4 separate regions of the Mus musculus genome follow, and regions 1, 2 and 3 are each linked to region 4. Evidence: chromatin loops called from intact Hi-C (ENCODE). Cell type or tissue: left cerebral cortex. All regions are shown on one strand. Region 1 overlaps Xkr6 (X-linked Kx blood group related 6). Region 2 overlaps Xkr6 (X-linked Kx blood group related 6). Region 3 overlaps Xkr6 (X-linked Kx blood group related 6). Region 4 holds the start of Xkr6 (X-linked Kx blood group related 6).

What was found. A loop is a pair of places that touch in the nucleus more often than their neighbours do. Peaks named below come from ENCODE experiments on the same cell type or tissue, not always from the same donor. Only the 100,000 strongest peaks of a DNase experiment are listed, where the experiment ranks them.
Region 1: it touches region 4 in a loop (2.0-fold over the local background); 2 of 42 quality-filtered maps call a loop at or near these places.
Region 2: a loop joins it to region 4, with 2.5 times the contacts of the local background. A loop is called at or near these places in 4 of 42 quality-filtered maps.
Region 3: it touches region 4 in a loop (4-fold over the local background); 4 of 42 quality-filtered maps call a loop at or near these places.

What each region holds. Positions count from the first base shown.
Region 1 is chr14:63,773,180-63,781,179 of GRCm38, forward strand. The region is part of intron 1 of Xkr6 (X-linked Kx blood group related 6); the gene reads left to right. Among named protein-coding and RNA genes, the nearest start is that of Gm36218, 36 kb to the left of the region's middle. In left cerebral cortex, no CTCF peak of the experiment used is centred here; DNase peaks (open chromatin) are centred at 391, 3,418, 4,505 and 6,625.
Region 2 is chr14:63,790,747-63,798,746 of GRCm38, forward strand. It overlaps Xkr6 (X-linked Kx blood group related 6), which reads left to right. Exons shown (of 3, transcript NM_173393.2): 2 at 7,461-7,657. Among named protein-coding and RNA genes, the nearest start is that of Gm41175, 31 kb to the right of the region's middle. In left cerebral cortex, a CTCF peak has its summit at 4,636 (motif pointing left); a DNase peak (open chromatin) is centred at 4,620.
Region 3 is chr14:63,688,139-63,696,138 of GRCm38, forward strand. All of the region lies in intron 1 of Xkr6 (X-linked Kx blood group related 6), which reads left to right. Among named protein-coding and RNA genes, the nearest start is that of Mir598, 35 kb to the right of the region's middle. In left cerebral cortex, no CTCF peak of the experiment used is centred here; DNase peaks (open chromatin) are centred at 4,669, 4,948 and 7,209.
Region 4 is chr14:63,603,864-63,611,863 of GRCm38, forward strand. It overlaps Xkr6 (X-linked Kx blood group related 6), which reads left to right and starts at 2,667. Exons shown (of 3, transcript NM_173393.2): 1 at 2,667-3,421. The coding sequence starts at 2,667. It overlaps Gm15918 (predicted gene 15918), which reads right to left and starts at 3,856. Exons shown (of 2, transcript NR_167937.1): 1 at 3,096-3,856. In left cerebral cortex, a CTCF peak has its summit at 3,121; DNase peaks (open chromatin) are centred at 2,186, 2,518, 2,822, 3,095 and 3 more places; H3K4me3 peaks cover 3,205 bases; H3K27ac peaks cover 2,321 bases.

The DNA of each region.
Region 1 (8,000 bases), 170 kb after region 4:
ATCATTTGGGAGCTCATTTCAACTGCAAAGATACTGGGTCTCACCCCAGACACACTGAATCAGACACTCTGGGAGTGGAGTCCTGCCATCTCTCCCGACACCTTAGTAACTCACATGTACCTGCAGTTTGAGAAGACCCTAGAAGTGCCCCCAGCCTGAGCTGGCGGTGACTTGGGAACCAACAGGAACTTGGAACCTGGGGATGGTGACCTTTGTGTGCTTCCTGGAGAACCTGGTATCCCAAGACCTTGTGAGGCAGACGCAGAAAGTTGGAAGTACTTTGCCCGGGCACAGATCAGATGCATCCCCAGCATCTTGTCGTGGTGACGGAGGAAACAGAACATCTGCTTAGGAGCTCTCGCCTTTGCATTCAGCACAGAGGAAGTTAACCGAGTAAAGCTGTCAGACAGCCGGCTGTTGTCCCAGTAACACCCTGCAGCTGTCAGAGAAGGAAACCCAAGCTTTCAGGCACTGGGCCCCATTCCCCAAGTCTCAAGTGGGCTGTTTGCCAGCTACCTTTACCTTCTGGAAAGAGGAGCACAGAACTGATTCCGTGGGGCTTTGCACGCCTGAACTCACTTTGTAGGATGACCACAGTCTGGTCCCTATTTGAGTTCCTGTTTGCTACAGATATGTGTGTGCCCAACACCGTGATGGGCATTCATGGCCACATTGAAACGGATGCCTCTGGGCTGTCCCCTAGGCTAGGCGATCTATGGCCTCTACAGCTCCGGCCTCTCCACAGGTGTAGACTTGACAGTATGCACAAGCTAGAGCCACATTTGATAGGCTAGCACCGTCATTAGAGCACAGGGATTCCCTGGATTTCTCAGGACTGAGAAAGAAGGCTTAAAATGGGTATTTTAGTTTCATTTCTGTTGCTGTAATGAAATACTCTGACAAAAATCAACTTAGGGAAGAAAGGACCATAATTCCAGGTATAGTCCATCCCTGTGGAAAAATCACAGCAGCAGGACCTTGAGACCGCTTGCTACATCAGTCCATAGTCAAGAGCGGAGAGAAATAAATGCATGCATGTGCAATTGTTTGTGCTCAGCTTGATTCTCTACTCTTACAGTTTGGAGCTTAGGGAATGGTGCCACCCATAGTGGGCTAATTCTTCCCACATCAGTTAACTTACTTAAGACAACCCCCCCCACACACACACACACAAAGATATGCTCACAGGTTAACTCAATGTAGAGGATTCCCGATTGAGATTTGACTCAAGTAATTCTAGGTTGTATCAACTCGACAGATAGACATTACAGCAAACATTTGTCCATAAGTTCCAGGGATCTGCCACTTGCTTGGCTTAGAGCTTCCTGGCTAGTGAATAGGTCCTCAGAGCCTTGACTATGCATCTTCCTGAGGGGACAGCCAAGAGCTCTGCAGTATCTTTCCTGGTTTCTCCAGCCTGTCAGTGGTTCTTTGCAATCCCTCCAAGAAATAGGGAAGGGAGCATGATCTGAAGAGCAGGCAAGACTCTGCCGGAGGTTGTGGATCCTAGGTTGTGGAAACTGAAGCAGACCACAGCCTGCCCCTCCTCAGATATGTATCACATGGGAGGAAAAGGGCTTCAGAGAATGAGACTGGCAGAAATTCTGGGTTTCCTTTCAGCATCTGGCAGTGGGTCTGTCTGTCTGTCTGTCTGGAGCAAGTACTCTCTGCTAAGGAGAGAGCTAGTGCAGAGGTCCTATGGCTGCTCAAATGACTGGAGCTAAGTGAAGGGATGGGTGCCCTAGAGAAAGTGAGGGAAGAAGGAGCGTGTTCAGCCTATTGTAAGGGGCTAGTGTGAGTTAAGGGACGCAGAAAAATGCTCAGATTCAAAGGATAGTCACCCATTGGGAATGCCAACAAGATCCAAAGTCGAGACTCTATATAGCTCCAAAAATAGAAGAACTGGAATCTCCATGTGAAAAACGGAGCCAGGAAGGAGAGATGGTGAAGCGGACCTGAGGTCTCCCTTCACTCTGAAAGATGGTTAGCATCAATAATGAACGAAACTGCACTGGTGTCTCCAGTGGGGGGCCTTTCCTCAGGGTCTCCATAGCAGCTACTAGTCCTACATGGTGACTCTGCCTCCTAGCTGGGGGGTGGGGGGTGAAGTGCAGCACAAAGCTGGTTATGGAACAACTTGAAGTATGTGACTTAATAACCCCTATTGTGTAATATTGTACTACAGGAAAAAAAAGCCCTTAAGCCTGCTTAGTGCCTGCGTTTTCTTCTTTTTAAAAAGGCAGAAAGTCAGTACCTCCATGTGCTCTAGCAGAGCTCCCTCCTCCCGACCCCTGCACCTCCCAAAGCTGTGATTAGGCCAAGGGTCTTGCATTGTGCTTCAGGGAACAGCATGGGGATATGATGGGCGTTCTGGGGGTTTGAGGTGCCAACACCCTCCCCCAAAGCAGGGATAGCTTTAATGCTGAAAATGCAGGGTACAATTAGGCAGGCATTTGTGCCCAGGGCATACAGAGCACCCCATTTTGCTGTCAGGGAAAGATGATTCTCAGAGGTGGTTAAAGGCCCTGACCTCACTACCTGGCCTTTCTTTTCCCTGTTGATAGCACCAAAAGAAGACAGGATTTCTGCTGCCCAGGAGAAAAGTGAAGAGGTTGTGGACAGACAACTGAATGTCTGTGTTTTCTTCTCCACTTCTGAGATGTGCTAGACTCCATTTAGACCCCTGTGCTATTTGACCAAGAGGAGACTGGTGGTTTTCTGGGCCTGCTGGAGTTGGTTCTATGTATAAGGGTCTGAAAGAGCAGTATTGAAAACTTTTAGCAGTAGTCTGTATTTGTGTTTGTGGTATGTATGCTTTGGTGTTCATGTGGGTATGTATATGTGTGCATGCTAGGGCACATGCGTGTGTGTGTGTGTGTGTGTGTGTGTGTGTGCTTGTATACATGTGAATGTGGAAGCCAGAAGTTGATGGCCACTGTCTTTCCCAGTTATCCATCACCTATCCCTTAGAGACAGGGTCTCTGACTAGACCTTGGGTTCAGCAGTTCTCCTAGGCTGTCTGGCCAATGGACTTGAGGGGTCCACTTGGCTCTGTCTCCTCCCAGTGTGGAGGTGATAGATAGAAGGCACAGGCCTTGGCTTTTATGTAGGTCCTGGGGATCTGAAATCCAGTCTTCATTCTTGTGTGGCAGGCACTTTAAGTACCTGAGCTACCCTCCTAATCCCCACAGCCTTGACTTCAGAGGTCTTTATCACCGAGTATTTGCTGGGCATTCCATTCCCATCCTAAGGCTGCATCCAACTCTGGCTCCCAAGATGGCTCTGGCTACTGCTTCCTCCACCAGTCACAGCTCGTGGGTCCGGTAGTCACACCCCAGCTCTGTGAAAAAGACAGCCAGTGTTCCAAAGTCTCTCCAGCCCGAAGTTCCCATAATGCCTCATTCAAGTTCCCACGACCCCATTCTTGGAATGTTGCCTGTCGCCAATTGCCTGACACATGGCCACCAGATTCCCAGCTGGTTGGCACACCAATGCCACAGTGATCTTCTTAATTGGTCAATTGGCTCTTGCTGCTTCCCTGTTGAAATCTTATTGGTAGCTTTCCCTTTGTGCTTAGAAAAAGCCCGACTTCTTAGGCTGGGTTCTGTGTGCTCATTCTGCCTTCCCTGAGACTTTAGGCAGTGGCATATGCTGTCCCTGCTCACCCATGGCCTGTACCTGTAGTTCTCATTCTAGCCCAGAACCAGCATCCCTCCTGAGGATTGAGTGGGTGAGGAGATAAGGGAGGGGAGAACAGCTGGATTTTGAGACAGCTGGTTTTGAGTGTTAGACAAGGTCCTCTGTGACCTTGAGCATACCGTTTGACACCCTGGAATCTTTGTCCCTTATCTGTAAATTGAGACTCACACCTCCCTTCTCGGGAATGTGCTCAGGATCAAATGAGACGATTATGCAAAGATGGCAGCCAGCCCAGCACCTAGTGGGAATTCCGCAGGTTTTCCTTTTCATCCTCTATGTTGATGAGCTTGTTCCTTGATTTTAGGGAAGGCCTGGTGCTTACTGTCCCTGTTCTCCACCCTCTCCTATCTGTGGGGACATCTGCATCTTTCCCTCACACACTAGGTAGTCCTCTTCCAAGGCTAAAGCTTAACAGGATGCCCACTGTCTATGGATAGACAGACTTGAGGGTTCTCTTGGAGAAAAATCTCTGCTCTGCCTCTCTGCCTCTCTGCCTCTCTGCCTCTCTGCCTCTCTGCCTCTCTGCCTCTCTGCCTCTCTGCCTCTCTGCCTCTCTGCCTCTGGCCCGTGGAGTGACTCAGGGGCCCTGTGTGGGAGGAACAAGCTGAAGAGAGTCAGGACAAGTCAGGCCTAGCATGGGGTGGTAAGCATGATCCTAAGTGTCAGATTCAAGGTGCTCATATTCAGGTGTGTACACAGGTACGGCCCTGAAGTAAGAGCCACCTTAAATACTGTACCCCGGACACCTCGTGTCTTACGAGTCCTGACCACAGAAACTTGTGTTTGGAACGCCCCTGACAGCCTCCTCTGCTTATTCTTGGATTCCTTCCAGATTATTCCTGCCATGGGAACTGTCTTAGTCATCATTCTGTTGCTGTGAAGAGACACCGTGACCACAGCAACTCTTATAAAGGAGAGCAGTATGGGCTTTCTTTCGTCCATTATCATCAGGGTGGGGAGCATGGCAGCATGCAGGCAAACATGGTGCTGGAGGAGTAGCTGAGAGCTCTACATCCGGATCCACAGGCAGCAGGAAGAAGGCTTTTAAAACCTCAAAACCCATGCCCAGTGACATACTTCCTCCAACAAGGCCACACCTACTTCCACAAAGCCACACCTCCCTCACACACACTACTGCTCAAGTAGTGTCACTCCCTGATGACTAAGCATTCCAAATATTTGAGCCTGGGGAGCAAGTGTGTGTGTGTGTGTGTGTGTGTGTGTGTGTGTGTGTGTGTGTGTGTGTGTGTGTCTTATTCAAATCATTACAGGAACCCAGGGGAAAGGGACCAAAGGAATGACCATCCTGCGTGTGGTTATTCCTGCCTCTCTGCAGATGCTGGGTATCACAGAATACTCACTCTGTCTCTCACACTCCGATGCTGGAGGCAATTAGGCTTCGATGTGGTCTAGAAGAGGGAGCCTCTGATAGCATCAGTGTCCTAGCAGAAGAGTGGAAGACAGAGAGCTTTCTCTGTCTCTGCATATGAGGACACAGCAAGAAAGCGCTCATCTACAAGCACAAGGTGGCCACCAGTGGGCAGGAAATAGCCAGCCAGAGGCTGGAAGTGATCGTCGGCTGGCAGAAAGTAGCATTCACCAGGAGCTAAATCTATCAGCACCTTTGATCTGGGCCTCTCCGGCCCTAGCTGTGAGAACCCAATATCTTATTGAAGCTTCTCCCATAGTGGTATTCAGTGGTGGCAGCTCATGATGGTTCAGGAGATGCCCTAGAATCTTCCTACCCCACCGACTTGGGTTGCAGAGGACAATGATCCCTTCTGTGCATGAACCTAGTAGCCCAGGATTTCCCTTTTGCTGAGTGGGCACAAGAGAGGCAGTGAGGGACCCCACATCCAGGAAACTGCATGAGCTGTCCTCGCTTCTATGAAATCTCCTGTCCAGGGATCCACAAAGCAGTCAGAGCCCATGGGAATCCATGAGCAGAGGTTACCCCTCGGGGTGTAGAGAAGCTTGAAGTGTGGTCTCAGCTCATCAGAGGAACTGGCTCTGCACTCAGATTAATGCTGAAATGTAGAGCTGACTTTGATAAGAGACTTTCGTCTGCTGAACTACAACCTTGCTGGATGCCAGGTTGTTGCTTCCTCTGGTGATCTGTTTTTAGCTGTGGATGTTCAGGCTTCAAGATGACCCTGTCCAGAGAAACTCAGCCCTGGTCTCCTGGGGGAGAGTGATTTCCTAGGAGGTTCGTCCTCCCATTTGATTAAACCAAAGATAACTCCACACAAACCACCCAGAAGGATGGTCCTAGTGCCTTAATTGCATTAGTACCTATGCCAGAATCTGATCTGAGTCCTGGGCTTCGGTCCTCTGTCCCCCAAGACTTCTCACAGATGGCTCAGACAGAACATTCCTTTTCTAGATAATTTGGCCTGGGCATGATCCAAATGGGGCTGCTATCTCATGAAGTAACCTGCAGAGCCTAACCCAGGCTATTTTGAGGTTTAAGGGTGAGGTAAGCAGCACCATAAGCTCTTTTAGATGCTCTAGCCTGCCTCAGATTAGAGGGTCAAAAAGAGCAAGAGACCTATCCGCAGCACACAGCACGCAGCTAGGCCAACACACATTTAAAATCACCATGAGTTTCTTCTCTTGGTTTTAATGTAGTAAATATATATCAAAGTTTAATCACTGTTTTTTTTTCCATGATGCCTGGTTCATGTTTTAAAAACTTTAATAACACAGGTGGCCAGTTTTAGCATTGACGTATTTGTCGGCTCGAGTTCTTGGGGTATAAGTGAATGACTAATCTGTGTCCCTGTCTTCTGGTCTGGCTTAACCTATGGGGAGAGGCCTATCCAGAACCCTGCCAGATGCCTCCCCCACTGTGACAATGGGTGGCCAAGAGCTTGGGAGCCAACCGTGCTGCTTGGAGACGGGGTAGGGTGTCGCATCTCACAGCAGGTGTTCTCTCCATCTGTCCTGCCAACCGTGCACCTTCCTTCCTGTTGGGAGCAAAGCCATCTGCATCCCGGAGCTGCACGTCTGTCTGTGGAGGCTATGAGAGGCTGGCAATTGGATCTCCCCAGCCACCCAGAGCCTTCCTCGGTGAGGAAGAGACACCAATGGACTGAGCTCAAGGTCCCCCAGACTCTGGGATGCAGGGAGGCTTCAGAGCGGCTTTGGGTCCTTCTGTCTCAAGGCATAGATACTTTTTGAGATGTTGACTTAGGGATTAATGTAAGGAGGCTGAAGGACTAGACAGACTGATGGAGTCCTGAGCAGACATTTTAAAGGGGTGACTTCCCTGTGAGCTGGATGACCCCAATAACAATGAGTGAAGTTGGGAAGGTAGTATCAGGGGACCAGGATACCTGGCAGGGGGTAGTATTGGACATTCCAAGAAGGCTGTCTGGTTGCTGCATAGGATCTCAGCATGCTCTTGACCCTAAACAGCTTTGCAGGTCCTCATTTGTGGAATGAAATAATTCCGCTCTCCTTTGTCACAATGCAGAGGAACCAACACCATGGGAGTGACCGTCAACTGTAGTCACCGGTGCCAGGGGTTGGGGGAAAGACATATGCTTTCCATCAGAGGATGATCTTTGTAGCTGGACGGGGTTGCTCCATCCTGTAGAGGAGAGGATGGTGTGGTTCAGGCCGCAGTGGCATGCATGCATCCTAAAGCCTTCTGTCTTAAACAGGTCTTTCTCCTGGTTGGTGGGATAATATGGTAAGCCACCATCATCTTCCTGTGAGTCAGTTTGGTCTGCGTTTCAGGAAGGACTAAGTATCTTAGGAGGCCTCAAGGTATCGGTGGGGTAACCACTCTTCCTAGACCAGGACCCCAGGTGTCACTCTGCCCTTGTTACAGTGGACAAAGGGGAAACCTCTCTGTATCCCGACTTCTTATTATAAAATAGAGTCACGTTCAGCACACAGACATCTCTCTGGGCGTCTCCTGGGAGAAGCAGAGCCATACAGCCTCCCAGCTTAGCTGTTGGCCATTCCAAGACTGTAGGCGCCTGCTTACTTCATGACTTGGTTTACCTATAAAATAAGACCATGATGTCACATTCCTCATAGGTAACAGGAAGTGAGTCCATTCTCATGACACACGTAGACTCATCAGAGTCTTTATTCCATAAGTGGCAGGAGAGCTTGAAGAGGCAGGGAGAAGCCTGGCGCACTCCTAGAACCCAGCACTTGGGAGACTGACGCAGGAAGATGGTGGGTTCAAAGCCAGTCGGGCTATATAGTGAGACTGTCTCCCCCCCTCCCCCCAAAAATATATAAAAGCAGGAGACAATCTTGAGAAAGAATAATGAAGTTAAAGAATT
Region 2 (8,000 bases), 190 kb after region 4:
TCAGGGTCTTCCATAATCTCCACTCAGCCTCTGTTCAGCAAATTTCCAGTGGCTCCCTGGGGATGTATGGCCCCTGATTGACCCACGGTCTCTAGAAACAACAACAGTAACTACAGGGATGGAACCTAGAGACAGACATTCATTGCACTGATGACAGAGAAGGGAGGTAGACCTGGGGCACCCGAACTCTCTTGTTTCCCCTCCCTCTCTTCCCTTCCTTTTTCTACATTAACTTTCCCGTTCCTGCTCTGCCTGCCTGCCTGCCTGCCTGCATTCCTTCCTTCCTTCCTTCCTTCCTTCCTTCCTTCCTTCCTTCCTTCCTTCCTTCCTTCCTTCCTTCCTGCCTGCCTGCCTGCCTGCCTGCCTGCCTGCCTGCCTGCCTGCCTGCCTGCCTTCCTTCCTTCCTTCCTTCCTTCCTTCCTTCCTTCCTTCCTTCCTTCCTTCCTTCCTTCCTTCCTTCCTTCCTTCCTCCCCCTTCCTTCCCTTTCCCTTTCCACTCCACTTTGACTTTGTGACAGTTTGGATTACAAAATGCTTTCACTTTACAGTTGTGTTGTGTGAAATCACTCCACACATGTCACCGTATTTAGAATTTTGAGTTCTGATCTCTTCCTGGGCTGGCAAAGTGCAGTTCCACCCACTCTCTATGCTGGGCAGTGGGCAGTGAGCTACAGTGCACAGTCAGCCACAGCCACCAGAGAAACAACCTAAGTTCTGTAATGCATTACACTGCCAGGCTGTGAGCTCCAGTATCTGGTGCATTTTGGTTTATGATACTTTCGGAGACAAGGAGATGGACTTGCATTGTTAAGTGTTGAGCATCTCTACAATGGCATAGGGATCTGCCATGCACTGAGACCCTGGTCCCTGCCAGGACAGACCCTCCTTTAGCAAGATGCACATGGAAGCACACACTTCCTTGAGGCCTCTAGCTGCAAGTTAAACTCACTAGGACTCACAAACACGTTCCGGGTCTTCCTTGGTTGCATCTAGTTGGGAATCCCTTGCTTGGCCCTTTGAAGTCCTGCAAAAAGCCAAGGTCAGGCAATAGTGGGCCAACTCTATGACCTGTAGGTAGGGTGGAGCCCCAATCCCAGGCACTGAAGAGATGGCATCCTAAGAGCTTCTTGGTCTCCAGAGATAGGAGATGGTCAAGCACTGGGTCCTAGAGACAGACAGTTCCTAGAGGAAGAACTTTGAGACCCTGGGTACTTTGAGGAGGCTGAAGACCAAGCTGGGGTCCCAGCCTCTCTGTGAATGAGCCAGATGGGTTCCTAGAGGTGGGCTTCCAAGCAAAGCAGTTACTAGGTGAATGTGCAGGCTAGTCATCATTAGCTAAGACCACTCAGTTTGCACCACTGTCCACACAGATAGCAAGATGGTCTCCCCTCCAGAGCTAGTTTGGTTCAAAAGGGCAAGCCTTCTAGGATGAGACTGTTGTCGGGCCAGTTCCTCTTGATGGCCTAATAGTCCATAGCAATTTATTCCAGGTAGGGGGCCCCAGAGGTGCGAAAGTATCCCACAGTAATCTTGCTCTAAGCCATGTGGAGTCATCTTCCAGGCCAGTCTCTAGGGTTAGGTTCAAACATTTTGTTCAAGAGCGAGTGGAGCTGTATGGGGTGTTGGTGGTAAGCCTCACTTGCACCTTCCGAATGTTTTCTTGCCTGCGGGGCCCTCTGCTGTCCTTGGACGTGGAGTTATGAGTTCCCAAGCTCTGACCTGTGCTGTAGGCAGGGGGCTGTGGACTTGTCCCTGGCAGGGCTGGAAGCACTGCCTCCTTTCTCTGCTGCTTCACTCTCCCTCTCAACCCTACTGTAGAGCTCTCCTGAACTCTACTGCATTCCTGCATGGTTCTCTCTTCTCCTGTCCTGTCTGTCTCTCCCGTAGGTCGAGTCCGTCCCTTTCCTCTCTCCCGAGAGTTGGGCAGATTCCTATTCTGTCAAATCTTTCTCTGACTCGTCACTATTTCTGCCACTCAATTAGACGTCATTTTCCTTTGACAAACTAACTTCACCTTCTTTGGGGTGAAAGGTGTGTACTAAGGGTGTGTCTGTATTCCAACCAGAGGGATTAAAGGTGTGTGCCAAGGGCTGAACCGCACCTTAACTAGAAACATGTTCAAATATCCTGTAACATAAACAAACACACAGACAATGTTGCTAGGATCTTTCTTAGAATTATGTTAAATCTAGTGTGGAGACATGGCATGATATAAGAGTACTAAGCGCTCTTGAAAAAGCCTACACTAAATCTGAAGCTGAGCCACCTGCAACTGCCTATTCCAAGGGGATCTGATGCCCTCCTGGCCTCCATAGTACCCTGCTCTCCTGCTCTCATGTGCGCACACACACACACACACACACACACACACACACACACACACACACGTACATGCACACAATTAAAAATAATAAATCTTGAGAAAAAGAATTACATTAAGCCTTCAGATCAATGTGGGTGGAGGCAGTTACCATCTAAGTCATACACATGACTGTGGTATGGGTATGTCTTTGGTTTCTCTGAACATCTTTTACCTTCATTATACAAATCTTGCACACCTTATTAGATTTATATCTAATCATTTCATTTTGGAGTATATAAATGGAATTTCTATTTTGAATTTTCAGCTATCCATAAGTTAGCTACAGAAACAGTATTGATTTCTGTCTGTTCACCTTGTTCTTAAGGTGTTTCCACGTCCGTCCTACACGTGGGCCTGTGCCAGCTGTTAGATCTTCAGCCTAAGCCTCTGCCAGCTAGAGATGGGTGTACTCCCTCTGCGATCTGTTTGTATCTTCTGTTTACAGTTCACCGTCTTGCGCTGGTGACCCGGCTGCTCCTCCCATCATGAGGTGGGATGAGGGTGAGAGTGGACACCATTGGCTTTGCCCCTGGTCTTCCGACAGAAACATTCAGCCTTTACCATTATGCGTGGTGTTATGGTGTGGGTTTATTAGTGTCCGGCATCTTCATAAGATTCTGGAAGTTTTGCTCCAGGTTTTGCTTGCTGTGTGTTTTTATTATGAATAGTTGTTGGATTCTGTCAAAGACATTTTCTGCCTGGGTTAATGTGCTGCGTGAGTTTTGCTAATGACAGAGTTTGCATTCATTGAATTTGAAAAATGGAACCAGCCTTCCATGTTATGATAAACTCCATCTGGCTCTGGCTTTGGTGTACCATATATATATGGATGTATATGTATATATAATATATGTATATCTCTATATATATAATATATATGGTATGTATATTATATGGCTAGATAAGATAATATATTATTGGATTTGACTTGTATACTAGTCTCATCTGTATTGCTATGATTATGCACTTTAACCAAAAGCAACTTCGGGGAGGAATAAGTTTATTGGCTTACACTTCCAGGTCACAGTCCATTACTGAGGGAAGTGAAGATAGGAACTTAGGCAGAAACTTGAAGCAGAAGTCATGGAGGAATGCTGCTAGCGGCTCCTGGATAGCTGGTCTTCTTATACAGCCCGGCACCACCCGCCTAGGGAATACTTCCACCTATAGTGGCCTACACTAATAAACAATCAAGACAATTCCCATAGCCATGGGAGCTAAAGTCAGGGGGAGGTGCACACCTAGTCAGCAGCCACCTACCTGGTGCACTCCCTTGTTTTCATAGAGACTTTACAATCCAGGCTTTCATGGCCCTTTGTGTGTGTGTGGGGGGGGGCAAGATGGTGTGCATTCATTACTTAGCTTCTCCTGGGGCCCTACTCTAGAACAGGCATCTTATAGATAGGAAACCAGGCCTCAGAGGATAGGCAGATTGTAACGATCAGAACAATGTGGACTGTGCTCGAGAGAAAGAGACAAATGGTCTGCCTGAGAGCTGTGCAGGTCTGGACCCAAAGCCAGACTGCCCGGGTGTGGCGTGGTATTCCACTCAGTTATTTATGCAGCTGGGTAAACTGAGGAGCACGCCTTTGCCTCAGAGCTCCAGTTGGCAATCTGTGAGGTGAGGGGTTGCTGCAGACCCCTTGTTGCGAGGATTAAGTGACTTCATGCTCTCCACTCACTAACTCAAAACGATTGCTCAGAACCTTTCCGCACACTCAAATGCAGGTTACCATGTGTAAAGTGTGTGCCATACTTTGAACACCGTGAAGCCACACTTGAGAAAACAATGACATAAAGTACTGGCACGAGTTCAAACCTTCTCTTGTGTGTAAACCTAGGGTAGGGGAGGATAACGATAGGGGTTGGGGTGAGGGTGGAGCCTAGGGAAGAGATCCGCTTAGCGGCCACGCAGCCCTTCCGTGTTCAGGCAACTGCAATCTCCTGGCTCTTACACTGATTGTTGTGAGATCTGGTACTCCTAGAGGAGACACAGGGTGACAGGAGGTGACATAAGAAGAGGAGATAGTAAATCCAGGAACAGCCCGGTGGGCGTCTTCTCTCCTGGGCTGCCTTCCTGGTCCAGCTTTCTCAGTAGGGGAGAACTCGGCACTCACCATGCCTTCAGTTGGAACCCCGGTACAAATTGACCAACATGCACTGCAGCTAGCAGGTGGCCCCTGCATCCAGCACTGCCGCATAGGAGGGAGCAGGCCCTAAGGTATGAGATCACCGGTGTGGCGCCTCCTTTTTGCGACGCTTAGGGTTTGGCGCCACCTTGTGGTCACGGGAGGAAGACACCTGCACAGGAGATAGGCAGTCCAAAAAGCTGAAGGGGGATCTATCTCTGATCCCAAGGCTTGGAACGCCTCAAGGACTCAGGGGAAAGATGTGGCGTCCTGTCACCGGCTCATTCCCTAAACCTCCTGGGACTGATAGGGAGGTAAAATCTATGCAGCTCAGTGAAGAATGTGGCATCCCATCTGCTCTGGGCGATGGCCTGATCCATGCTTCCAAGAGCCATCAGGGCCCTGCACACTAGAGAAAGTGTCTGGCCCCGTACTGAGAGGGCCACTTTACAAGGCAGGTTCAGAACACTGTCGTATAGATTTAGGGGCCCCTACACACACACACACACACACACACACACACACACACACACACACTTTCCCAGAATGATGGAGACAAATCAGTTTAGACTCTTGTCTTGGCCTCCTGGTCTATCAAGTGAGCTAGGCTATGTCTGTATCCAGAACTAGTTTATTACAAGCCAGCAAACAAACATCCCTCTGTTACTAACTGGAGACCAAGACTAAAAGATGGAAGAGAGAGTAGCCACAGTACTCAGGAAACGGAGCATGAGAAGTTCAAGCTTATTTTGTCTACGTAGCAAGTTCAAGACCAGCCTGAGATATATGAGACCCTGTTTCAAAAATTTAGAGCTGGGGAAGGGAGGACCACATTTGCCCAGTGAGTGTTTGGAAGTCCCAAGCTCCACTCTCTTTGCTCTCATCCCAGGGCAGAGGCCGTGGGGTGCTGACTACCAGAAGGTGTGACATCCAAGCCTAGGCGTCTTGACCCAGGGGACAGGTTCTGGCTTTCCTCCCGCCTCCCTGGACAGAGGGGGTTTCTTTCTGCACCTTGGTACAGAAGGAGTGAAGCGGATGCTGGCATTGTTACCCGCGATGGCCAGACTGTCTCTGGTACTCGCGGATACAGCACGTGGGCCACTCCTGAGAGCCGAGAGGCAGAACTGTGTTCTGAGCATAGTTGAGCGAGGGGGGGGGGGGGCGTCACGGGCCTCTCTGTTGTGGGCCACTGCATCTGAGTCGGGCTGAGTTTGAGCCAGGGAATACTGCTGGTTGATGAGATACGCAGCTACCACTGCTCCGCCAGACATGCAGCTGCTCTGTTTCCTGAAGCATCACTCAGAGTTGGCTGCTTCATCCCCTCCCACCACTAGGAAGACAGTGGCTCCTCCCAGGGTCCTCCCCTGCCGTTAAGGTGTTGTGAGTATGTGGTCCTGCCTGGAGTCCTCAGCCCCAGAGAACAGGCCTTCCCAGCCTGCTTCTTCCACAGGCACTGACCCCTGCAGGGAGATATATCAGGGTGCCGTCAGCTGGTCTCCACGCACACAGGGCTCCTGTGCTCCAAGGGGAGGCAAGGAAGACAGATGAGGAAGAGGGTCTGGGAGAACAGGACTGCTGTTGAGATACTGGAGATGAGGTGAGGCCCTGACACCCGAGGAGGGCTGGGGAGATTATTCTGAGCACTGGGAAACTGGCTTCAGAGGGGAGAAGCTGCCTGTACCTTAGAACCTTCCAAGAACACTGGCTGTCTTGTGAGGAAGAGTTCTCATGGGGCAGGAGTGGGCAGCGTGCGCCAGTGAGGAGGGGCCGATGTCAATGCTGTGGAGAGGGTCGAGAGGATTGTCCAGCAGACTCGAGTGAGCAGTGCCTGAGGGCCACTGAGCCTTGTGAGGGTTGTCAGCCCTGTGCCCTGTCTGTACAGTTCCAGCTCAGGAATATGTGTCACTGTGTGCATGGGTCCATTCTTGATCCTGACCTACAGAGTTGTGCTTCTGACCCTTGTGTTTGGACAGGACCCTACCCAAACAAGTCTGCCTATATCCTGGCCCCTTCCTACATCCTGGATCCCACCCATAGCTGGACTATTGCTTACATCACTTGGAGACACAGCTCCGCATATTTCTGGTGGCAGTGAGGCTCACACAGGAAGAGAGCCTTCTACACATGTGTGCTCAGTACCCACTGTGTGAGGCCCCCTCACTGCAGAGGAGGGCCTGGTACACTGAGCCAACATCCACATCACACAGTTCTCAGTGCCGACCTGCTAACCTAGGCTCCCCAACTAGACCTGCTTCCTTGGGCTCTTGTGGCTCCCCACAGAGTCTGGATGTCTTCTTGAGAGAGAGGGATCAGTAGATTTGTGACTGCCCTGGCACATAGCCTCCCTGATAGTCTCTAGGTCTCCTTGATGTCTATCAGGTATATCTCGGCCTTGTTGGCCAGTGACCTGGAGCCAGTGCTCGACTCTCCTCTTCATTTGGCCATCTGAGCCTATGCAGGAGAGAGAGGTAGCCTTTCAGAGGCCCAACTGGTCCCTACAGGAGCATGCTACGCCCTCCCCAGGTGGGTATGGCCAGCCAATGAGTGGCACTTCAGAGCATCACAAGCCAGTCTCTTTCCTCTCTAGAGTAACTGAAGTGCCAACTCTACTGGACTGTCTCCTACCTCCACCCTAATCCTGTACCCCAGCTCATCTGAAATGCTTATTTGATGGGCCTGGAGCCTCATTTGAGCAATGCTTTCATTTCCTCTATGTATAAGTGGAAGCCAGGATGGGAAGAACTGGTTTGGGGTCCCTCATTGGGCCAGCTCCCTCCAAGGGCTGGAACTTCATGCCTCACCACATTATCCTTTTGAGCCCAAATCCCATCCAAGACCCTGGGGGCTTCTGAAGGAAGTTGGGGGAATGCCAATACAGGAAGTTTGGGCGTTAGGGGGCTGGTTGTGGTCCTTCTATACCCGCCCCAAGCCCTACTCACACATGTGTTCTGTCCCGTGTCTCCCCACAGGTATATCCGCACCATGTACCTGGGGATTCAGAGCCAGCGGCAGAAGGAACACCAGCGGCGCTTCTACTGGGCTATGATGTACGAATATGCAGATGTCAACATGCTGCGCCTCCTGGAGACCTTTCTGGAGAGCGCCCCCCAACTGGTGCTACAGCTCTGCATAATGATCCAGAAGAACAGTGCAGAGACGCTGCCCTGTGAGTGCCTTCCTGCCACTGCCCCTGCGAGGCCGCCCCCCCACCCCCACCCCCACCCCCGCCACAGCGGCCTCATCGCCCCACCCCCGCCCCGCCCAGCGGCCTCATTTGCCGACATGGCCTAGGGGTCCTGGCTCTAAGTTCAGATGTCCAGACCCAGCCCTCTTGGCATCCCTGCTCCTGGGCCACTATGTTCATAAGAGCAGGGTTTCCATGTGTCCCTGGGCAGCAGAGCCAGTCTGCCTCTAGCAGATCCAGCCTGCCCTTAGTGGTTCAGGGTCCTGGTCCACCTAATCCAGTGTGAGACCCCCTTGGCTTGCCCAGGGCCCTGGTGTTTCTACAT
Region 3 (8,000 bases), 84 kb after region 4:
TTTCCTACCAGCATGGTCCTGATGCACCCAGGACTCAGCTGTGGTCTCAGCTACCCATTCCCCACCCCAGTCTTCTAGCCCCATCTTCTCTGCACAGTCATTGTATATAGCGCTCCTGGGTCTTCCATTTCTCCCTGGGAACACTGAAGGCTCTCAGAATGTAAGTAAAGTAACTGAACAAATGGGGCCCTAGACACCGAATCCTGCATGAGACAAAGAAACAACCTGAGGGCCTAAGTAGTCTCCGTTCTGGGAGGCGATCTTGCAGCTGGCGTCTATATCACAGAGCTTGTGGAGAACAGCCTGCTTCTCGAGAAAACAAATTTTCAGTAATTTTCTTCAACTGAGGGATTACACGCACTTCCTATTCATAGCCTTCTCCTCCGAGCCTCCCAGACTGCCCTGTGAACTGGGCTATGATAATGCCTGTCCTGTAGGGTATGGTGTGTATATACTGTTACTATCTCAACTCTGCTGTCCCTGGTTGCAGTTGAGGAAACAAAAAGCTACAGAAGCATTGGCAGTAATGTACACTAGGTCACACAGCTGGAAGGTCACACAGCAAGAAGGCATAAAAGATGGCTATCCTATCTTCTGTTTTCTACAGAGCAATCTCTCCCCCACATGTTTCAAAAGGAGTGAATGGCATGCAGGAGGTGAAGGGGACTGAGAAGAAATCAGAACACTCAGCCGGTGGCTCTGTTAATACCTATTGCTGCCCTACTCTCTATAGCCTGCTCACGTGACTACTCCCTTCGTATGTCTGGAAAAGTCTGCACAATATGGATGGACTTGGGGTATTGCAACCAGCTTTTGTTACGAGTAATGGACAGTGAGACGTGGTGACGGCTAACACCCGTAATTCAGCCTCCTCAGGAGCCCAGGTTTCCTAGGTAGATGGTCCACTGGGACAGGTGTACAGTGCTGGGCTGGGCTCCCTCATTGTGGTTCTTGAGGTAGGGAATAGGAAGAAAGGCCTGTGGTGACTGACGCCATGAGACATTAAACTAGTTTTGATTATGACAAGAGTGTTGGGGACTAGAAGCAGAAGAAAGATTCGTTTTCTTTTAGCACTCTGGTCCCCCGTCTTGATATCCATGTTAAAATCTTAAGCCACCAGGGAGGTGATGCCACGATCTTCTGTCAGTGCCCAGTTCATTTACCCAGCCATTCAATACCTTTCCTGGATCTGAGTGGAATTTTTCCATGACAATTTTTTTTCTTTTCTTCATAATATTCATCCAAGGAATCTGTTCAGCTTCTGTGCTCTCTATGAGTGCTCTGTAAGGAAGGTAGTTAAAACTTGTTTTCTTCACTTGGAAATTAGCATATCCCCATGTCCAGTCTTATAGTGTGTGTGTGTGTGGTCACACGACTGAAAGGTCACACAGCAGGAAGGTGGCAGACTTGGGGGGTTGAATCTCACTGACCAGTCTGTCCCTTCTTCATTCACGACCCTCCTATGTCACAGGCTGTGCTTCACCTTGCACTAAATTCCCCCTTCCTATTGTCCCCAAGGGAGGTCTGGAAAACCCTTCCCCTTTGCCGTGGCACCATCATTTTTGTTTTAAATATAGAAGGCAAGGAGTTCGGTCTACTCTCCATTCATCTAAGAAGTTCCAAAGTGCTGAGCGCTGTGCTAAGGTGTAACATACTGACTGACCTAATGTGCAGTTTGGAAGTTGGTTCTAGCAATAGTCTGTCTCATTCATGAGATGCTAAGACTGCATGGAGGAGACAGACTGACAGTCATTTAGGTTGGTTTGGCTACAAATACGGAAAATACAGTCCCTAGTCAGCTCGATAAGGGAAGTGGATAATATCACCTAACAGGAAGTTATCACAGTGACATCAGAATTGGTTAATTTGGTAGCTCAAAGTTGACATCAGAGACAAAGGCTCCTTCCACATCTTTTTTGCTCTGCCACCCCTAGAATTCCATGCAGGCTCCCTTAGTGTCTTCTTGAGATGTAGCCACGATGAGATGGTGTCGGGAGAGGAGGAAGCATGCACAGGCCTCTCTTTGGGCAGTGGGCATCTACCATGTCTGCCTGTCTAGACTCCATCCTATTTCAAGTTTAGCACAATCTCGTGGGAAGAGAAATGGGGTCTCTGGGATTGGTGGTAGCAAATTAGAGTTTGCCTACTTGGTCAGTCCCCCTTTTAAGCGAGGAAGCAGGGGAGGAGTGACTATGGGTTGTGGACTTGTGTGAGCACCCAAAGTGCCCTTCACTGAGACAGTTATCAGTGCCTCTCTCAGGGTAGATTTGATAGGTTCAGGGCTGAAGAGTGTTCATAACACTAAGGCATTACAGGCATGAGGACGACAAGCCATGCAGGGGGACTTCTAGGGAATGTACCACATCAGAGGTGTGTGGGTGGCAGATCAACTTTCATGAAACTGGCAGTGCAGCCATTCCCTGGAGTTCCTCCAAAATAGGACACAACTGATCCCTGTAGGGCAGCACTGGCCAGGTGACCTGCAGGGCCTCTCTTCTGCTGCAGCTGCTTCTGGAGTTCATTCTCCTCAGAGGATGCTAGCAGCAGACACAGCACTGCCTCCATCAGTAGCAGAGCAAGGGACCATGCTTACTTTTTATTTGAAGTTTCTCCTTTCACTAGAGGGCCAGCAGAGTCTAGCAAAGAGATACAATCAGCAGGATACCAGAGACCTGAATTGGGAGTGACTTTGTAGCTGAGGCAAGTCACTTAACCTAAACACACCCCTTTCTAGTGTATAGGACTCAACTTATCGGTGTTGAAAGTTTTCTGTTCTCTCTGACATTTTAGACTAGCTGGTCCAGGGTTGCCCTCATGCGGGCTGGGCAGTCTGTAATATTATCCCATTGGGGGGACCTTGCCATGGCTCAGTAATCGATGACAAGGGACAGTTTCAATGAGCCTCTCACACTTAAAGCCCACGGGCTACTATTAATAGATAACACAGCTATCACTGTTTGAAAACCTACTATGTGCTAGGTACTTCTGTAGCCAGGGCTTCAGAATTAACTGTGTTCCCCTACGGTGAGGTTTTCCTTTCTTAAATAATTAAGTTACATTTAAGGGACAACCTATAAGCCACTGAGACAATATATTCACAAAGTTGAGGATCAGTGCTATGTGATATGAATTCTCGTTTTAAAAAAAAAATCTTTTCTAAGCACACATTGGCTTTCAATCCTAGTCTTCACGTGAGTGCATCGGGGTGCCTGTCAAAGCTGTGAGATACCTTCAGAGAATCCAGACCACCTCCTGAAGAGAAGACATACTCTTCTACTGGATGTTCAAATCCTAGGTGGTGACTTTAGTGTCTCTCTGACTCCAATGTGGCTTCCTAGAACTTCCTCACAGGCAGGAGGACTCTGCAGGCTTTAATATGCGATGAATATCTGCATGCCAACCAGTCTTCAAGGAGTGTGATGCAGCAACGTGTGGACGTCACTCTGGCAAGTGCCAGGCTGTGGCAGGTGTTCTACACCTGTCCACAGAACAGCAGGGAGACCTCTGACAGAGGTTGGGGAAGAGTTGGGTGAGCATACTCCAAGAGGCTGTCCTTTGGAAGCTATGGCTGTGAGCCAAAGTGTGCCAGGGGAGGAGACTGGCGATCCAGAGACCAGTGCTGTCCCCTGTTCTACACTGACAGTCCACAGGCAAGACCTTCAAGGCCTGAGCTATAGGGCCTTCCACACACCAGCCTGTGACATGGCCAATCAAGGTCGGACAGAAGGGAGGCATTACTAGTACCTCCAACCTCTGACAAGCATTTTATTTTTCCTTGAGTCTCAGGGCAGTGGTTACCCACTGCAGCAACCCCATTACCTACCACCACTCACTCACCTCTCTCCTGTCCTTTACCAACATTATTTACCTCTGAAGGTGTTTTGTAATCCTGTCTGTGAAATACGGAAAACTAGCTCTCCTAGAGTTATCAGGTTGGCATGAGGGCTAATTAGTGTCCCCTCTGAGACCCCTGCCTATCTCTCACCTTTGCTCCTTACAAGTGACTGCACAGCCCTCCCTGTAGAGGGTTCTGTGTGCCTTTCAGCAAGCGCACCTGCTGAAGAGAGATTGAATGTGGCCTGTCACCAGAGACAAGAGTCATGGTCCCTGTCCTTAGTAGCTCTCAATGGAGCTTAGGGGATGAAGCAAGTGCTGGCACCAATTGAGTTTTGTGAAGACTGGCCTGGGACAAAAGGAAGGAGAGTTGGAAGGGGACAGAAAAGAGGATGGTGAAGTTATTAATGGGCCAGAGAAGGCCAGGAAATGGCCATCCAGGCGGAATGAGGAGCTGGAAGTGAGAAACAGAGCAGGCTCCTACTGGGGCAGAGCAGTGCATCCTTTGAGACCGGGAAGGTTGACTGTACCCCACAGAGAGGTTCCATTATACTGAAACTCCCCCTCTCTAGACCAAATCCAGTCTTAGGAGCTGCTACAGATGTGTGAAGGACTCAAGGACCACCCCCAGCCCCCGTCCCCCCCCTCCGAATGTGCAGAACTTCTCCTTTTCCTTCAGGCTGGCAGTGCGCCCAGCACCCACAGAGAGGAGAAGCTTCTTCGAGCCTCAGAAAAAGCAAGAATGTTGCTAGCAAGCACCTCTTCCTAGCAGGGAGTAAAATAGATCCCACACACTAATGCTGGAAGCTAGTGAAGCCTGAGAGCTGACTTCAGACTTGGACTGAATGAGGCACAGGCAGGCTGGTGGGTGGAGCTCTAAATATACACCTTAATCTCATCATTAGGATGGGGAAGATGTTTCATTAGCGTTAGGTGCTATGTAAATACGAAGCACTTTCTGAATAAATATTTGCCTGCCTTTCTCCCCTTCCAGAATTAGGGTATGCTCTATGGAAAACAGCGCAATTCGTAGACACAGGAGAGTTGTATTTTGAGAGCGTTATTTTAAAATGGCAGTGTAAAATATAGCTGAATTCTGGGATCCTGCCTGAAAATAAGCCACTGGCTTCTGTGCACAGGAAAGCTGCGAGTGGCCGAGATTGCCCATGGTGCATCTGTTCTCACTACCGAGAGGCTGTCCACACGTGGTGCTCAGACCAGATCTCAACTCCGTGGGTTTGGAAAATATTGACGGTCGAAAATAAAGTGTAGCAATGAGCACAGATTGTGGGTGGACAAGAAAGGAGTCAGATCTGGAAACTCTCTGGAGGTTGCCAGGTAGTGTGTGTTTGTGTGCTTGGAGAGGCGTGCCGAGGCCATGTAAGGCAGAGGCCACTAGAAACCCCACACGCGCCGTTCTCTCTGGGCTTCTCCACTTGGCTTTCATTTTTCTTTTCTCTTCCCCTCTTCCCTTCCCCACTCTGTAATTTCTTTCATTCCTCGCCCCCTTCCCCTATTTTTTTTTATTTCCCCCTGTTCTCCCTCTCTGTTTCTCTTTCTCTTATATATTCCAGGCTGGCCTCAAACTCACCTTGTAGCCAAGAATGAACTTGGATTTCTAAGTCTCCCACCTCCGTGCCCTGAGTTCTGGGATTATAGGTGTACACTGCTATGCACACTGTGGGTATTGAACCCAGGTCTTCCTGCATGTTAAGCAGGCACTGTACCAAATTGAGCTACATCTCCAGCTCCATTGGCTTTTATCAAATATTATTTATTATAAAAATAACACAATAGGATAGGATTTTTAAAAAGAAATGTAATTTCCAGCCATTAAGAACTTTAGTTAGTAATTTCTGCATTCCTTTATAAATAATTTAAAATTTGTTATTGTAACTACAATGGGCATAAACTTCTGTGTTCAGATCACTTTCTTACATGGTTGTGTGGTTTTCATAATCACTGTGTTTCTTTGCTTATTTGGTTGATTAATTCATTGATCTCTGTAGCCCAAGCTGACCTAGAACTCACTGTTTCCCAGGTTGGCCATGAACTCTCTCAGCAATCCTCCTGTCTCACTTTTCTGGGTGTTGAGCCCCTCCCCTGGCTCCTGATCACTTCTGTGACAGCTTGCCAGAGCCCTCATCGCTGCAGAGTATGTGTGTCTTCCTGAACCTCGGGTCACCCAAACAGTGTTTGTTTTACAACAGTGCTGAGATGGACATCTTCAACTCTGTCTTTTTCTCATTGAGCAGCTCCATTGTCCTCTCAGAATCACTCCCAGCACCCAAAAGGAAATACGACCCTGGCTGAGTTTTGCAGTCCAGTCATGGGGTTTGGTAGGGAAACTTGTGACCTGGGCCAAGGACAGGATAGCCCAATGGGGAGTGTAAATTCCACAGGGACATGCACACAGTGGAGAAGCCATGCCTTCTCAGGCTGTCCAGGCTCTACAATCCTGGAACCTTCATGTGAGGGGGAGGGGTATCATTTAGCAGAGTCGTTTACCGGAGACTAAGAGTCAGAGGGGGATGCTTGCAAGTGGCGAGCTAGCTCCTCTCAGGATCTCTCAGGATCTCCCAGCAATGTGCTCAGCCATTGTCCACTGCAGCACCAAATGACTGTGAACACCCAAGTGTACCACTTGCAGCTCCACAACTCCCCAAAGGTGCAGGAGCGATCGGGCATTCCTTTCTTGCCCTTGGTATCCAGCACACTGCTCTGCCAGTTGATCTCCCTGTCAGAGATCAGAAATCCAAGTTCACTCTTGACTACAAAAGCGAGTCTGAGGCCAGCCTGGGCCTTTAAGAGAAATAGAGAAAGAAAGCCAATGTCAGCTGTCAGAACACAAGATAGAGGAGAGGTACACAGGATATAGGAAAGAGTCTGGGCTGAAGGCAGCCCCACCACTGACTTGTCTGAACTTGCTGGCATGGGAGTTTCTTGAAAGGGTACAGCCCCCGGGGAGGAAGTGAGGTTGATATATTTAATTTCTCCATTAAAGTTACTCAAATGCCCACATTTTGATGTGTGATCAAATCATTTCTGAAAGATGCTGGGCCAAATCTATTCCTGATGAACTGCTGTACAGATAATGGAAATCATTTCAATAAAAGTCTTATTCATGCTAAGACCTTAATCAAGAGATAACCTATTCGACACTGGATCACAGAGGATGTGTAATTCCGCCCTGGCGGGAATAGATTTATCCCATTTGACTGATTAATGTGTGAGGAAGTGGGGGTCAGGTCAAAGTTAAAGTCAATCTTTCGGATTTCTCCAGTACCGTTGTTTTCAGTGGGAGCCGCTTTCTCTGTGTGCCTTCCATGCTTCACTTCAACACACTTTCCCCAATGCGTGGGCTGCTTTTCATCAAAACTGCCAGCTTTAAGTTGGATAACCCAGAAAGCTAGGGGCTGCCTCTCTGAGCCCTCTCGATGAGCAGAAAGCTGTTGATGCAGGAAGGTCGTGGTTCTGCCTTTACTTAGAGTATTAGCTACTTCTCGCTGCTGTGACTTCATACTTGACATACATAATTCGGGAGAGGGGGTGTTGGTCCACGCCTCGAGTTATCAGTCCCTTGTGAAGGGGAAGGCATAGCAGCCGAGGGCAGATCTGTTCCTGGCCTCTGTCCATGGCAGCGCCACTTGGTGGGAGCATCGGCAGGCTCGTTCACGTTTTGTTTTTCTTTTTTCTTTTCTTTCTTTTCTTTTTTTTAAAGACCAGGAAGCAGAAAGAACAGGACCAGATGTAAGGCTAGGCTGTACCTCTCCATTTTCTCATTCAGAGTATCCCAGCCCTGCCAGGCAGGTCCCACAACCTCCCAAGCAGCTGAGGACCAGAAGTTCTGATCTAACCACAGCACCCAGAGCTTTGCATTGGAGTGCTTAGTCCCAGATGGTCACAGGCTGCCAAGCTTCTTCACGATCATTTGTCCTTGACATGCCTGGGACCTGTGCTGTTTATCATTACCTATGTTATTCTGTGGTCCCCTGGTTCCTTCTGTGTAAAATGAGCGTGCCTGTAGCTTCTACTCTCCTTTCCAAACCGATTGCTCGTCAAACAGGGAGACAGTGCCTCGAGAAGTCTGTGGGGTGGAGAGCTCAGTGGGACCTGGTGGTCCCAGGTCAATGTTCTTCCTGAGGTCATCTCTTTCTAATCAGACC
Region 4 (8,000 bases):
ACTTGCAAAGACTGAATCATGTATCTACCTGAAACTTCAATTTGACACTTTTTGACTCATTGTCTCTTTTGTCAGCCTTAGCGAGTGTGAGTGTAAATTACTTAGCTAATTTCACCTGTAGATGCTATTCTTTCAGAGCACAGAGAAATAAGGATCATAAATATGCCGTTACTGCCTGCTTTTGTATCTCATTTCGTAGTCCCAGATTTAAATAAAGAAAATATATTTAAAAGTACAAATTAATTGCACTTATTTCCTGGAAATATTTCAAAATGCTTTCTTATATTAGTGCCAATAAATTTACTTAATAGGGTTTAACTAGATATATATTGGGGTGATACCAATATAACAGTAACAGTAAGGGCAACAATAACACAGGCAGTTAGTTACCATTTGTTTACTGCCTATGAGGTATCATGTTGGAAGCTTTAAATAGATTATTACTGAGCACAGTTTCAAAGAAAGCATATATTCCATGATATGAAGACATCAACTGAGGTTTAAAGAGATTATCTGGTTTATGTTATTCACATACCACTTTAATGGAACAAGAATTCATGTCTGAGCAACTGTGTGCAACCCATGGTTTAAGATGTTATTTCACTGCTGTTCCTTTTTTCTTTTTGAAAAGATTTATTTTTATGTGCATTTATGTCTGCATGAGGATGCCAGGTCCCCTGAAACTTGGATTAGAGACAGTTGTGAGTTGCCATGTGGGTGTTGAGAAGGGAACCAAGGTCCTCTGGAGGAGCAGCCAGTGCTCTTAACCTGTGAGCCATTTCTCCAGCCCCCAAGGTGTTGTTTCAACTCCAGCAAAGAAACAGTCTTTCACCTATATGCAGAAATAATATTTTACCTGTTAGTGCTGTTTTATTACCATAGAAAGTAAAAGGATTAAACTATAGCAAAAAGTAAAAGATGCAGTTATATGATTTCTTTCACAAAGTAGATTTTAGAATCACTTTCTGTAATGTATGGGTAAAATTCTTTACATAGTTTTTCAGTTTTTATACATTTTATCTTGGCATGATATACTCATGAAAACTTGTGTTCTGCAATAGGGTATTCTCTTCTTTCCCAGTCACTCTAGAAACTGAAGTAGATCCTATAGGGTTAAATGTCATAAGTTGTCAAAGTAGTTTTTTTCTTCAGAACCTCAATGCTATAAACATATTACCTATTTGTCTTGTTAGCATTCCAAAAAAAACAAAACAAAAAACAAAACAAAAAAACCCATTATTGCCATTCTTAGATTACTGAAAAAAATTGGATAAAAACAATCTACAGAGGTTGATGAGAAAATTCCAGTGTTTTCTTTTTCACTTTTTCTTTAAAATACTTCTTTAAAATAACTCATCAATAACAACTAAGTAGTTTGCTGTCTTCCACTGAAAGAGCATTGTAATTCAAATCCATTCAGTGCTGCCTCATTTATACAATTTGTTAGTGAAGCTCAAATACTCTGCACCTATTTTAATGATATAGCACATTAATAACATTTTCACTCATTTAAAGCCATGTTTACTAACAGAGCCTTAGCACCCCCCAAAACACTGGCAAAGACAAGTTTCACACATTCAAATTGCCTGAACAAGTAATTGATACATACAGCTTAAAGCTTTTTTTTTTTTTTTTTTTTTTTTTTTCCCAAATGAAGGTCTTTAGAGAGTTTTAAAATCACGCTAAAACAAACAAAAAAAAGTAGGTAAAAACATGTTTGACTGTGCAGAAAACACTCAAGGTCACAAGATGCCCATTTAGTTCTTGCTACAACAGGAAAGAGGCAACCAGGCTGATTTCTAGCTAAATTTTGCCTAGAATTTTCTTGAGGGAAAGTTGGAAACTTTATTACAAAATATGGGAAAGTTATCAAGTGACAGGAAAATTAGGGGGTCAATAAAGATGAAAGATGTCTAAACAGAAGTGAGAATCAGTAAGTTTGTGGACTCTTATTGACTTATGTCATTATTTTTAGAGCCCCTCAAAATAAGAAACTAACACGGATGAAGGGGGGGTTATCCAGCCAGAGGTGAGACACAGCCATTTTGGTGGGGGGGAGGGGGGTGTCTAACTACACAATGAGGTCATCCTATCTCCCGGAAGTGACAAGTAATCACCTGCTTTTCACTAGCTCCTCCCCTTCCCTCAAAGGTCCCGCCCCTCTGCCCGCAGCCGGGAGGGTGTTAGGGGGCGTTTCTCCCAGAGCAAAGCTGAGAGCTGCGACGCAGAGGAAGGGGACCCCAAAACGTCTGGCACTGCCTCCTCCAGGGAACACTTTGGACCGTCTCACTCAACCCAGCGGGATTCTGAAACGCCGAGGGGTCAACCTGATGGGTTTCGGGGTCAACGGAAGAGGGGACGGGGAGCCCTGGCGGGGAGAACCCCCCGGCCCCCCGCCCAGCAGCTGAGGCACAGGAGGGCGGCCATCTTGGCCGGTAGGGTAGGGCCAGGAGGCTGCGGGCGCCGTGCGATTGGGGGGCTCGCCCGGAAGTGACGCCGCCCGCCCGGAAGCGGAGGGGGTTCCCTGGCCCACTCCCCCCGTTCGTCTGCTCCCCGCTTCCTCCCCGCCCCCCTTCCTCTCCATTCGTTCCCCCCCTCCCCGGTCCCTGCCTTCTCCCCCCACCCGTCCCTCCCCCCCAACCTCCGGAGCTGGGAAGAGAGTCAAGATGGCGGCGAAATCCGATGGCGGTGGCGTGGGGGTGGGCTTCGCCCAGCTGCACAACCTGGACGAGGCGGTGGGCAGCGGCGAGGAGGACGGGGAGCCCGGGGGAGGCGGCTGCGGCGGCGGCGACGGCAGCGAGCCCGGCGAGAGCAGCTCGCTGCACATCTGCCACTGCTGCAACACCTCCTCGTGCTACTGGGGCTGCCGCTCCGCCTGCCTGCGCTCGCTGCTGGGCAAGAAGCCGCGCCGCAGCGCCGCCGCCGCCGACGGGGGGGACCAGCCGCTGCAGCCGCCCGGGGCCGCCGGCCGCCACCCCCCGACGCCCTCGGCCGGCCGACCGCAGCCCGCGTCGCCGCAGGTGGAGCGGCCGTGGCTTGACTGCCTGTGGATCGTGCTCGCGCTGCTGGTGTTCTTCGGGGACGTGGGTACCGACCTGTGGCTGGCCCTCGACTACTACCGCAAGGGGGACTACGGCTGCTTCGGGCTGACCCTGTTCTTCGTGCTGGTGCCGTCGCTGCTGGTGCAGAGCCTGAGCTTCCGCTGGTTCGTGCAGGACTACACGGGCGGCGGGCTAGGCGCCGTGGAGGGGCTCAGCAGCCGGGGACCCCCAATGATGGGGGCCGGCTACGGCCACGGCGCGGCCCGCGGCGGCCCGGGTGCGGGGGGCTCGGCCACCCCGGGGGCGCAGCGTCTGTGCCGCCTCTCCGTGTGGATCTGGCAGTCGGTCATCCACCTGCTGCAGATGGGGCAGGTGTGGAGGTAAGAGCACTGCGGGCTGGGGGCGGGGGCTGCGGCCGCGCGCGGGCCCCTCGGACAGTCTGGGCTAGGTTGAGCCGGGGGTAGCCGTGCGCTGTCTTAGCATCTCGGGACGGTCTATAGGTTGCCTGGCCACGCCTTTTGGCCCGGGGGAGGCCCTAGGTCCTGCTGTTTGTCCATCTCCGTCCCTGGGTTGCACTTGGAGAAGACCCTGCCTCTACCCTCCCGCCTCTCCTCTGCAGACCTCCATCCTGGTTGCCCCCTTTCCCCCCCCCGCTGTGTCCCAAGGTAACTGGCGCTCGTTTGCATCCTGGAGGAGACCTGGCCTCCTTCAGCCGGTTGCACTTGGCCTTCCCCCCTACCCCCATCCTCCCCGAGGGACATTTCCTCCCCCCCCCCACTCCTGTTTTCTCTCTGCAGTGGCCGGTGTGGGGCCCTGTGGAAAAACCCTAGCTGCCTCTCCTTAAAGCACTCCTTCCTTTCACGCCCCTCCTCCTCCTGCAGCCCCAGCCCCTGCAAACACCGCTGCTCCACACCGCTGCCCTCCTTGAAGGAAAAAAAATGACTTTTTTTTTCTTTCCGGAATAGATGTGCCCTTTTCGCAGTGACAGGGAAAAAAAATGAGATGGTATCTAGTGGCAGCAAGCGTTTGCTGTTAACTCTCACCTCTGGAAAATCACTGAGCCACTTGAGCACCTATTTCTGTTTTTAACGGCCAGGCCTCTGTGTGGTTTGTGTTTACATCCAAGATGCAAGCTTGGCCTCAAGGCCCTTTCCCCTGCTTCTGTAAAGTCCTCGTGTGTCAGGTTGATCTCTCAAAACCACTCACCAAGGAACCTTGTCTGCCTCACTGTCTAAGCACATAGAGTACCTCACTGACTAGCTACCCCACCTTCTACCTCATTAACTGTCCACCTCGCTGACTGATTGCTTCACTGTTTACATCATAGCCTCTCCAACTGCCTTCCTTGTCTACCTTACCGCCTCACCGTCTTCCCCCACTTCCCGGCTACCTCACTGATTGCCTGTTTACACCAGACTCATATATATGCCTTCCTATGTGGTCTGCCTCACTGACTGTCTTACTGTCTTGCCCTCATTGACAGGCTACCTCACCAACTGGCTACTCCACTGACTGGGTACCTCACTGGCTGCTTCGCTGTTTTCCTTTCCCACTACCTGGTACCTCACTAGCTCACCAGCTGGCTTTCTTCTCTGTCTGACCACACTGACTGGTTGCTTTCCTGATTCCATCCTTAGCTCACTGCCTTCTCTGTTTATCTCCCTGTCTACCTCCTCGTTCACCTCGGCGATTACCTCCAGTGCTTACCTAACTGCCTGACTGCTGTTGTTTACGTCACTCTCTCACTGTCTGCTGACTGTCTCCGTGTCTTCCACTTATTATCTGTCTCTGTCTACTTACGGAATACCTCTCGATGACTGCTTCACTACACCCATTTCCCTCACTGTCTGCTCACTGCCTCGCTCCCTGCCACACTGATTACCGTTGCTGGTCTCACCGACTCTGTTTACCTCAGTGCTTCCTACCGCACTGTCTACTTGAAAGTCTGCTGATTGTCTCACTGTCTCCTGACTGCCTGACTACTTTCACTGTCTACTTACTTCACTGTCTGCCTCCCTTACTGACTACCATCAGTGTTTACCTCTCTGGCTACCCCAAGAAACCATTGAAACCTTAGTCACTGTGTGTCCTACGACTTAAACCTGCGCCAGTGTGTTCTGGATCCAGTGACTTTGCCAGTGACAGTATTTGCAAGGGGAACATTTTTTTTTTTTTTTGTAGTAGTAGAACCTACACAGGGCTGAATCCTTTCAGTACATTTCCTCTGAGGAGACTGCCCTAGACTATCTTCTATGCCAAGTAGATTTTAGGCCTCAGCATCTCGGCTAATAAAGCTGTGCTCTGGTTAGATGTAATAAAGTTTGTGTTTTGAATGTTTTCTTCATATCTCTATTCTGAATCTTCAGAACATCACAGAAAGCATGAGATTGAATTAAAACATTGTCCTACAGAGTTGACATGCAGAGTCAGGAAGAAGTGAGAGTGGGTCTTGCTTTTTCTGTTCTTCCCATGGTTGTTGACTAGTGTTCCTAGGTTCTTCCCAGTGACCATTACTCCAGCTGCACTTATCTGCAGAGAAGTTGTTTCCTGCTGATAAAAAAATTACAAACAGGAAGTTTAGTTAAAAGTATAGCTGAAGCCAAAAGAACATTTTCAAAATAAGTCTTAAAGTCTAAAATTTTAACCCTTTCCCTAAATAATCCCATGCTGAATCAAAGTGGGTTTGCTATTGAGAATACAGTTTTCAGTTGCTTGGAGGGGTTTGCTATTGAGAATACAGTTTTCAGTTGCTTGGAGGGGTTTGCTATTGAGAATACAGTTTTTCAGTTGCTTGGAGGGGTTTGCTATTGAGAATACAGTTTTCAGTTGGTTGGAGGGGTTTGCTCTTGAGAATACAGTTTTTCAGTTGGTTGGAGGCTGGTATGAGCCATGAGGAGACAAGGAAAAAGTACGAGAAGGATCATGAACTGTTAGTAGGGTTTTATGCAGCATGTATTTAATAACTAGGCATCTGTTTGAACAAGCTGAAGTTACTGTCTCCTTGTCTCATGCATGTGAATGTGGGCCGTGAGGAAGTTGATGTCACGTTAAATTTTCTGAGAGCATTAATTCTAATGTGTCCCATCCTGTTAGTTGGAAGTGAGCTCTTGAGACCAGTTGAAGGTAAAGTTCTGCTTCAGTCAGTTTTAGCGTCAGTATAATCCTCCCTCCCATTTAGCCAAACTGAATTGTGATGTGCAAAGTTAAGTCCACGTTTTGGGACAAACTAGGATGTATAGATTTAGCTTTTAGAATTTAAATGGGATGCTCTATTTGCCCCCCCCCCCCCAACCTTCATTTGACTTTCCAGAGTCTTCACTGCAAAGAAATTACCGAAGATGCCTGTGTCTTTACTATGTCTAACTTTCAGATTGGAATTTATCTTTATGTAACTCACAGAGTTACAGTATTAAACGACAGGCTAATTCAGCAAGGCTGTCTCATCTTTATTGCTGCATTTCAAGGGCAGTATTTACTGAGGAGGGATTTTCATTTTTTATTTTTGGACTGACTTTGCTTGAAATGCTCTGAGAACAAGGCCTGCTCATTAATACCTGCTAGGCATGTTGCTTGCTTTGAAAGCATTCACACGGAAGAGAAGCGCTTGCAAGAAAGGTTTTCAGTCTTTCCTTGCTTTCACCTCTTGGCAAACGGTTGCTTGTCAGCATACATTGACTCAGTCCTTTACTGCAGGTCTTTGAGGTTCTAGTTATTTCCTGTATCACATCTTTGACCTAAATTGTGCTGTTTCATGTGGTCACCCAGTATCCCGGCTAAGGTTAGGAAGTCCATCATTTGATTTGGGCCATGTTTCTAAGAAAAGACGTCAGTGAAGTTGTACATTGTCAAAACCAATTCCATTAAACATTGAATAGTTGCTTCTCTTCCCTTCTTCTGTTTTTCTTCCTGTTGTAAAATGTAAAATGCAAGGAGTCTGCTTGGAGAGAGTATGGTATCTATTTAAGAATATGTAGTTTCTCCTTGTGTTGTTTTCCCTGTCAGGATGACACATGTGACATCTCTGTCATGCCAAGCCCAGGTTGGAGCAAGGAACTGTGTCTCAGTTAGGGTGACAGTTGCTGTGATGACACTTGGGGAGGAAAGGCTTATATATGCTGATTGATGGATAGTCCATCGAGGGAAGCCAAGGTAGGGACCTGGGGACAGGAGCTAATGAAGAAAGAGGCTATGGAAGAGCGCTGCTTTCTTGCTTGCTTTCTTTTTTCCCCTTCTTTCTTTTTTGAGACAGGGTTTCTCTGTAACAGCTCTTAGCTGTCCTGGAACTCACTTTGTATGCTGGCCTTGAACTCTCAGAGATCTTCTTGCTTCTGCCTTCCAAGTACTGGGATTAAAGGTGTGAGCCATCATGCCCAGCCTCAGCCTCCTTTCTTATAGCATCCAGGACCACAGCACAGGCTTATACTATCCAGGGGTCCTCCCACATCACAAATTAAGAAAGCGCCCAGTAGGCTTGCTTGCCACCTTGATGGCCAGTCAAGGCGGTTTCTCATTTGAGGCTCCCTGCTCTCATATGACTAGGACTATAGTTTATGTCAAGTTGACATAAACATGGCCAGCCCAAGCTGTGTTTGCAGTGATTTGGTGTGGTGGACTTGCTCCTGGGGCACATCAGAGTGTGATCAGGTCTGTTTAGTGCAGGCTTTCCTGGCACTCATTGCTGAACATGTAGCTTCCGGTGTAGCTCTGTGTGTGCTGCTCTTCAGGTGCTTCTCCCCGGAGCTGATGGGTGTGTGAGTCAGTCCTAGGGACGAGGCACTCCAGACTACTTCAGCCCCCCAAGCTGGCGTTAGGAAATGAGACAGTTTTCTTGGAGGCTCTGGCACTCGGAACTGTGTGATTGAGTTTGCATGTCTGTTGGCTGTGCTGAAGCCTTTCCTCAGCATCTTGGTCTTTGCGTGGCTCCACCTTCAGAGAGTACCCAGTGGGGGATTCTCATAA